Regions from separate parts of the Homo sapiens genome. Here all the other regions are linked to region 2. The links are chromatin contacts, found by Hi-C or POLR2A ChIA-PET in ENCODE. All regions are on one chromosome and are shown on one strand. Each heading gives the region's core, a stretch centred on a gene start or an enhancer-like site at or near the end of the contact. The rest is flanking DNA. Distances are from core to core; before and after follow the strand shown.

The links. Hi-C counts contacts between places; a loop is a spot of excess contacts on that map. ChIA-PET counts read pairs that join two places held with the same protein, here RNA polymerase II (POLR2A). Pooled maps may share reads with other maps.
Region 1: a loop to region 2 is called in a pooled map, with 4 times the contacts of the local background. The contact joins two enhancer-like sites. A Hi-C loop is called at or near these places in 1 of 168 maps with a recorded cell type or tissue (PC-3) and 1 of 50 pooled maps. POLR2A ChIA-PET finds 5 or more read pairs at or near these places in 2 of 52 experiments (MCF 10A and PC-3).
Region 3: a pooled map shows a loop between it and region 2 (2.3-fold over the local background). The contact joins two enhancer-like sites. A Hi-C loop is called at or near these places in 1 of 50 pooled maps. POLR2A ChIA-PET finds 5 or more read pairs at or near these places in 2 of 52 experiments (BJ and activated T-cell).

Annotation. Positions count from the first base shown.
Region 1 is chr11:102,137,895-102,140,594 of GRCh38, reverse strand. All of the region lies in intron 2 of YAP1 (Yes1 associated transcriptional regulator), which reads right to left. Among named protein-coding and RNA genes, the nearest start is that of YAP1-DT, 29 kb to the right of the region's middle. Within about 2 kb of position 1,419, at least 5 of the 41 ENCODE cell types and tissues checked have a DNase peak (open chromatin) inside an H3K27ac peak, as active enhancers do; they include PC-3, where a contact is called at or near this core.
Region 2 is chr11:102,267,316-102,270,015 of GRCh38, reverse strand. It overlaps LOC105369460 (a long non-coding RNA gene), which reads right to left. Exons shown (of 5, transcript XR_007062863.1): 2 at 780-886. Among named protein-coding and RNA genes, the nearest start is that of BIRC3, 49 kb to the left of the region's middle. RefSeq lists a silencer at 1,158-1,267. Within about 2 kb of position 1,280, at least 17 of the 41 ENCODE cell types and tissues checked have a DNase peak (open chromatin) inside an H3K27ac peak, as active enhancers do; they include PC-3, where a contact is called at or near this core.
Region 3 is chr11:102,473,242-102,475,941 of GRCh38, reverse strand. The region is part of intron 1 of LOC124902740 (a long non-coding RNA gene); the gene reads right to left. The region is part of intron 1 of LOC102723838 (a long non-coding RNA gene); the gene reads right to left. Among named protein-coding and RNA genes, the nearest start is that of TMEM123-DT, 22 kb to the right of the region's middle. Within about 2 kb of position 1,446, at least 3 of the 41 ENCODE cell types and tissues checked have a DNase peak (open chromatin) inside an H3K27ac peak, as active enhancers do.

The DNA.
Region 1 (2,700 bases), core at 170-2,669, 130 kb after region 2:
GGGATTACAGGTGTGAGCCACCACGCCAGGCCTAAGATGTCATTTTTAAAAGGCCTAGTAATCTGGGGGACATCCTTTAATGACACTGTTCTTTCTCTTTTTAGTGTGTGTTGCTATCATGCGTAGTTTTGTTGGCATGGGGGGTACTGAAACAGATTAAGAAATACTTCTCTTTTATAGAATGCCCATATGACTTTTAAATATCCTAGATTATTATATTAAATGTGAACACTTTCAATTTAGAGTAGATTTCAATCCTCAAAACATAATTCCTATCAATTGTTGCTTTCTTGAAATGAAAATCATAGATATTGCTAAAAACTAATTTTCTAGTAGCTATATAAAATTTTCCTTGAAATTGAATTTTTTCCAGAACAATGGAAAAATACAGATTTTTTTTTTTACAGGGACAGAGAATAACATGCAACAACACCCAATTTTTTTTACACTATCAGACTATATATACAGAAAAGCTACTATGCTTTAAAACTTTGACACCAAAAAGTGGAAAGGTTCTAAGATTCACAGGTTAGAAGAGTCCTATTTAGGATAAACCCCTGTTAATATTATCCAGAGCAGATTAAAGCTCATTGATTTTCAGTTCATCATTTGCTGATACCAAATCAAATTTTCCAGCCAAATTCAGATAAGCCAATTTCATCCTTTGATGATAAAAAACACAATTAGGCTATTTTCATTTTCTGTCACCATTTAAAAAAAAAGCTCACAAAACCCTACACAAAAATAAATGATGTTTTCATAGGTAGGCAACAAAGCAATCTACAATCTAAAATCAAATTCCCCTCAAACACAGATTCCAGGTCTACAGGATATAATTCCTTTGACAGACAACCCAACATCTGTTTTTATAAGCGTAAGTAAAACTGCTGGAAAAATCTGCATAAAATCTGCATTTTATGATAAGATGGTTTGATTTTAAGTAACTAAAAGGGAGTAGGGGATGGGGGAATCATTGTATTCTTAAATGCTGAACAATCTCCCGAACACCCAAAAACTAGCTTATATCCTGTAACTGCTTAATAATCTACCAGTTAACAAAGCGGGTTTAGAATGCCTGAAACCCTTGCTCTTTACAAAGTAGGCAACTGATAAACACTGCAGAGGGAAAACTTTGCACAGCAGTAGTTTTGAACTCACTCCACACAGACTGCAGGATGGGGGCTTGAATGACTGTTGGCCTGCAATCACGGACTTGCTCAGCAACTTTGCTATAATAGCTTCAAATTGCAGGCCTGAGGAAATGCTCCATAAATAGCTGCTCTTTTTTCTCGCAAAGCCTCTTCATAGACCCAATACAACTCCACTACCAAAAATGGAGGAGTCACCATGGACTTTTTTTTTTTTTAAGTCAAGAGAACAACTAGGAATATCCTGCTAATCATGTTACTCATTTTGGGAGTATGAATCACAGTGCCGAAATCTGATTCACTGTTTAAAATCAACTTTTGGATAACAAAAAATTACAATGGATTAAATCAGTTTTTATAATCACTCAATTTCATGAAGAGAAAAAAAAAAAACTTGTTTTCATGGGCCTTTAGAGAAAGACATATATGCTTTGCTTTTGAAATTAAATGTCTGAGAATGTGTTAATTACCCTCCAGTGAAGCAGTGCTCCTTAAGTGTTCATTCATAAGAAACCTGGACACGTGTGATGTAATCACAGAAAACATTTCTGGGAAGCAGGAACCACAGGAATATAACAATCATCCTAAAGCCACTGCAAGTATTCGCCTCCTGCATTATTTTATCTATATTTATGTATATAGATACCCACATACACGTACATAACTTGATGACTCAGATAATTTACTAGTCTGTAAATTAACTGAAACATTCAATGAAGAGCAAATAAAGTCTAATCCATCAGTAATAACAATGAACACTTTTCTCAACTTAATTGAACTCAGGGAGGGAGAGAAAGCAACAAAGTAATTAAACGAAACACGGGTACCAGAAAATCCAGGATCCATTTCTGCTAAATTTTCCATTTCAGTTCATGCCTAAACTAATCTACAACAGAATGTGGTAGAAGTGAAATTGTACAATGGCCTCAGGAGGCCTTAAAGCTTCCACCTTCCCCCTTTTGGAATGTTCCCAGCAACACCTAAGGAAGCCTGGACTAAACAGATGAATGGTGAAAACGTGAAAAGAAAGGCCCAGATGAGCTGGCACCAGACATTTGAGTGAGAGACCTTCCTAGACCCTCCAGCCCCAGTATAGCTCCCAGATACAGATGCATGAGTGACTTCAGGCAGTATCAGCAGAAGAACTGCTCAGCTGAGCCCAACTCGAATGACAGAATTATTATTTTAGGCCACTAATTTTTTCCATAGTCAGTTAATGCAGCAAAAGATAACCAATGCACCAAAGAACTTAGTTCCCTATCAGCTGGGCACAGTGGCTCATGCCTATAATTCCAGCACTTTGGGAGGCCAAGGCAGGCGGATCACAGGGTCAGGAGTTTGAGACCAGCCTGGCCAACATGGCGAAACCCTGTCTCTACTAAAATACAAAAATTAGCCAGGCGTGGTGGCACGCGCCTGTAATCCCAGATACTCAGGAGGCTGAGGCAAGAGAATTGCTTGAACTCGGGAGGCGGAGGCTGCAGTGAGCTGAGATAGCACCACAACACGCCAGCCTGGGCGACAGAGCAAGACTCCATCTCGGAAATTTAAA
Region 2 (2,700 bases), core at 31-2,530:
AGCCTGAGCCTGAAGCCTCAGCCCTGCCCAGCTCCACCTGATTAAGTTCTGTCTCCAGAACATCTTTAAGGAGGGGCTGGTCTTAATGCAAGTCTGATAACACTTTTCATTGCCTCCTGGTTTCTTGATCCCAGAAGCTAGGCACGTGGAGGTGAGTGAGAAAGCAAGTTTACAAAGGGGCAGTTGATTAATGTAGGTATAAAAGTTTTCTTTTTCCAACTGAGTAATAAAATTTGGTTTGAAATCAAGCCTGGTTTATAGAGGGGATATTAAAACCCAACTCAATTCCAGTTATAGAGAAAGAACTAACCAATTCTAGTCATTTTCTAGAATTCAGAATTACATGGCCTGACCTAAAAAATTCCAAATACTTTATTTAGACCCTAGGGGAATTCTTTATGTGACCCTCAAATGAAGCTGCTAATAATGAGCTTAGGAGCTAAATTGTGCCTTGCATCGATGTGATCTCTACCCAGAGGAATCTTTCTAAAATCCAAATCACATCATAGTCTCTTGCTTAAGATACTTCCATGTTTCCTCTCTGCTTCAACATAAAAATCTGTAGCCACTAGAATTTATAATTTAGGAATTCTTTCATGATCTGGCCCCATGATCCAGCTTCACCTTTCCAGAGGGTCTGTACTACTTCCAGCTTCTCCCTGTCCTTGCTCTCATCCTACCTCTCTAACTAGCTGCAACGTGCTCTTCCTCCACAGCCCCCTCTACCTGTCCAACACCCAGCAATTCCACCCTCACAGCACTTCCCACTGCCCGTTTACCTGTTGGTCTTTTCCACTAGACAATAAGCTTCTTGAGGGTTATTTTGCCATTAAATCCCCAGTGACTGGAAACAAGTAGACCCTCGGTAGCTATTTGCTGAATCAGACTGAATTTGGAAAGAAAAAGGAAAGAAACGAGCACTAATGAATAAGTGTCAGTGCTTGGCACATAAACAATATAGATACGTCATTCTTTTAATCCTCAAACAGCTGTGAAATTTAACGATAATCAACCCCATTTTGTGAATAAGGAAATTGAATCTCGAGAGTCCAGTCACTTGAGCAAGGTGTATAGAGGAGGTAGGACAAAATTGTCGCTAAGTCGGGCAACGCCCTCTGCAGCAGCCGAGCGGCGCTGCCTCCTGATTGCCGGGGATGACTGGGGCTGCCGGAGCTCTCTGGGCAGAGATCCAAGCTCCGGGCCCAAGTACAGGCAGGTGTTCGTGCAGAGGCCCCACCCACCCTGGCTGGAGCCCCGCCCCACCCGCATGCCCCGCCTACTCAGCGCTGCCCCGGTGGAGAAAGCAGCGCGGCCGCAGGGCGTGCAGGATTGACAGGGCATGCCCTGGCATTCCGGAAATGCCGTGGAAAACAGCGAAACTTCAGCTCCAGGTGGCCTAGAGGCGTGGCAAACGAGAATGTGGGGGAGGTGTTCACTGCAGAAGGGTGGTCCCAAATCTGGGACCCACCGTTCCCTCCAGCCCCGCAGAAGTCAGTCAGGCCGTGGTGCTGGAAGCTTCTCAGACTTGCCTGTCATTAAAGTCCGAGGGTGGTTATAAACTCCAACTGTCACGGCAAGTTGTGTTTTTGGAGACTCTTCCAACTCCGCCAGGCTGTAAACAATGACTTTGCCTTAGAAGTTGCAGTTGAATAGGAAGAGCTTGGAAGAGCGCTTTGAGTTGAATTGCCAAGTCGGAGCTTTTGAAGCTTCTCCGAAGTTTGCTCGAATTGCAGCCCGAACTACATCTTTTCCACAAGGGCTGGACATATTTCAGGAATCTAGTATTTCCTTGGGGAATGTTTTCCTCCCCCTGCGCTGGAAGCTGCTCTCCATGTTTTCCCCCCCTTTCATTCCCATGGGTTGAAACTGACCCGCCCTGTGTGGAGGAAGTCCTCTGTAGGACTCTGGAGATCCGACCAGGACATCCACCTGGGCATTTTGGACCCCAACGCCTTGCTTCTGTATCTGATCTGCATTTGCCTTTCTGGACACCCTCTTCTGTGCTCCAAGACACCCTATACTTTTCTACCTTGACAGGGAACTTGACATTTTTAAACTTACCTATTTATTTGTCCGTCTCCCCTATTAGATTATGAATTCCTTAGGTCAGAGACATTCTTTCCTTATGTCAGTACCTGACACATTGAACCGTGGTTGTGGAGAGAATAAGTTCCCTCAGCCGTTATGAAGGGAAACCTCCCCAGCTTGTAAACTGTCTCCTTGACTTATGGAGGACTGTTCCAGAATGAGTCAGAGGGGAAGATCCACCCAGATAAGTCGGAGGCATTGGAAACAAGCCGGTAAAACTTTCTTCATTTGATCTTTTATACATTGGAGCTACTCACACAGATAGATTTTTGAAGCAAATAACTGCATTTTGCATCTACCATCCCTTTTCCCCCCACATTTAACCCACACTATGTAGATAAAATTTACTTGGGGAATTCTTGAACAGTTAAATTGTTTATATTCAATTAAGAGATTTTTATCTTTATTAATCCCCTCCTCCTCCACATATTTTCAGGCAAAATAATTATTGAGTAGTATAGGGACTTTGGGATCGTTATAATAATCAAAGAGGCCTGAGTATTCATTCAAAAAATGAAAATGAGATTTTTCATTTTTTGAAGGAAGGAATTCGTGCTTAACTCTGATGTTCATTTAGTTACTGATGATTTTTAAATTTTAACTTGTATATTC
Region 3 (2,700 bases), core at 197-2,696, 210 kb before region 2:
GTATGATACTTAAATTTTTTAGGTCAAACATAAACTGAATCTCAGTAAAAATTATAAGACAGAGGCAATTCAGCTTAAACCATAAGTGGTCCATGTCATACATCTTTTATCTCCTATAGAGAGAAAAATAAACTTAAGACTAATTTTTTAGAACAAGAAAGGATAACCCATTTGCATCCCTATTTATCACTTCCTTTCACTGTGTTCACTTTTTTCAGGAAAAAGTAAACCAAATCAAGTAGAAAATGTCAAATTTTTAGTGAAGACATTTAAACACTTCAAAAGGGTGAGCAGTTACATTCCTTTTAAAGAATTCTATCTTAATATTGATGAGAGAATAGTTAAAAAAGGATCATAAGGCCTCCTTTGCATGTAATATGTATAACGTATAGTGAGACAATTTGTAAATAATCTAGTGAAAAACTGGTTTTACTAATCTGTTTCCCTAAAATAAATCTGCCTATTTGTAATTGAGAACTTCCTGGAAAATGAACAATAAACACATAAAAGTTTTACTTTTATGTGCATTACAAACTTCGGCTGTCAACAATTTGCACAAATTATTTTGGGAAGAATCTTCTTATATACTCTTCCCTCTGAAAGACTGGTAATTTAAAATAGGAAAATGCACAATCATACAGTGTTAGAATTGCATTAGAGAGTCACATAGAGACCACTCTAGATTTTTTTTTTTTTTTTTGAGATGGAGTCTCACTCTTGTGGCCCAGGCTGGAGTGCAGTGGTGCAATCTCGGCTCACTGCAACCTCCGCCTCCTGGGTTCAAGCAATTCTCCTGCCTCAGCCTCCCGAGTAGCTGGGATTACAGGCATGCGCCACCATGCCCGGCTAATTTTTGTGGTTTTAGTAGGGATAGGGTTTCACCATGTTGGCCAGGCTGGTCTCGAACTCCTGACCTCAGATGATCCACCCGCTTCGGCCTCCCAGTGTGTTAGGATTACAGGCATGAGCCACTGCAGCTGGCCCACTCTAGATTTTTATCTTGAGAATTGCAGATAACCCTATTGGGTCAGTTTTCTTACACTGTAATCATCCTCACTTTTGATACTTCCATCTACTTCAGTGGTTTTCAAAGTGTGGTCTGGTAGCATAGACAACACCTGAGGACTGGTTAGAAATGCAAATTTTCAAGTCTCACATTAGACCTACTGAATCAGAAACTCTGGCGGAGGGGGCAGCCCCCATATTTTCATAGGTCTGCCAGGAGATTCTGATGCATGTCAAAGTTTGAGGATCAATGCTAGTCCTCTATAGCAATCCACCACATTTTGTTCCTTTATCCTTCCAAAGTTTTTACCCTTACAGGAACTATATCACCCCATAGAGATAAGAAAGGAAAAAGCAGCCCCTGACAACTGAAAGCTGGCCTGGCACTCATATTTAGGCCTTGGTGTGGAACATAAACAGTTTCACTGAACATTAACGTCAGACCAGAGCACTCTGTGATCATGACAAAAACAAGAGCACTCCATCACGATGTCTGAACAGAAAAACAAACATGTCCAAACCACAAAAATAACCAAAATATCCCCCATCCTAGCTAATATGAGAGGATCTTGCCTCTGCCAATTAAAGTTTTAGACTCAGTTTATTCCTGCCCCCTTCAATAAGATTTGTTAAAATACCCAGTCATAAAATTGCCTCTACTCCCTTGATAGCAACCAATCCTGGCAAAGCTCCACTTCTCAGTATCACCTAATACAAGCCCAAATCCTAAAATAAGCCTTTCTCACTCGCTTCTACTAAGATGTCCCAGGATGTGCAATCTGCCTTGCTATAAACGTAACCACCTAATGGGCTTGTTACAGTAGGTAACTAGTCAGACATGAGCAGGGCAGCAGAGGACCCCCCACCCCCAACACCACCGGGAATATCAGGCAACCATCAGGTGATGGTCAGGTGGTTGTTAACCATCTCTCTAAAATGATAATTGGTCACAGCCAGTGCCAGGGGAAAGGCAGTTCCCCAATAGGTAGAAAAAAATCTGAAACTGGTGATCAGCAACTTTCCAATAAGATCTTAGGAACTGAGCAAATGGGTCCAAGCATGTGAACTAAGAGGCAAAATGGTGGAGCTTAACTGCTATAGGACCTTCCTCTAGGAACACTCTACTGGTAAGGGAAGAACGACTTAAGTGAGCATGCGTGCAACTCCAGTAAACACACTGTGTATGCAGCCTCTCCCAAGCACTGGCAGGGCACTGCGCATGTGGAGAGCACGCCCCAAGGTAAGAATCAGGGCAGAAGTAATGCAAGGCCCTGGAAGTATGCCAACATATAAAAGCAAGTCAAAAGGTCAAACCCTGCACTTGATCTTGAAACCGCCTTTGCAAAATTATGACTGAGCCAGTGAAAGAGATCTAACTTAACAGACTCCATCTTGCTTCTAACCTCCAAACCGTCCTTGTTCATTCCTGGGCATGGACTGAACTAACTATGAGAGAAACTTAGTTTATAGTTTATAGTTTAAACAAAGACAGTAACAGCCCTTTCCTAAAGCGGACCTCCTTCTTGCCTGGGGACTAGACTGCCTTTGTAGGACTAATATTAGCCACAAGATTATAAATTATGGTTTAGGAGTCATGCAGCTGGAGGCTACAACATTCTGACCCTCCCTAAACTGCTCCTAAGATCCGTGCTTGAGATGTTTTGCAGACCCTGCACTTGATGGATCAGCTGGCAC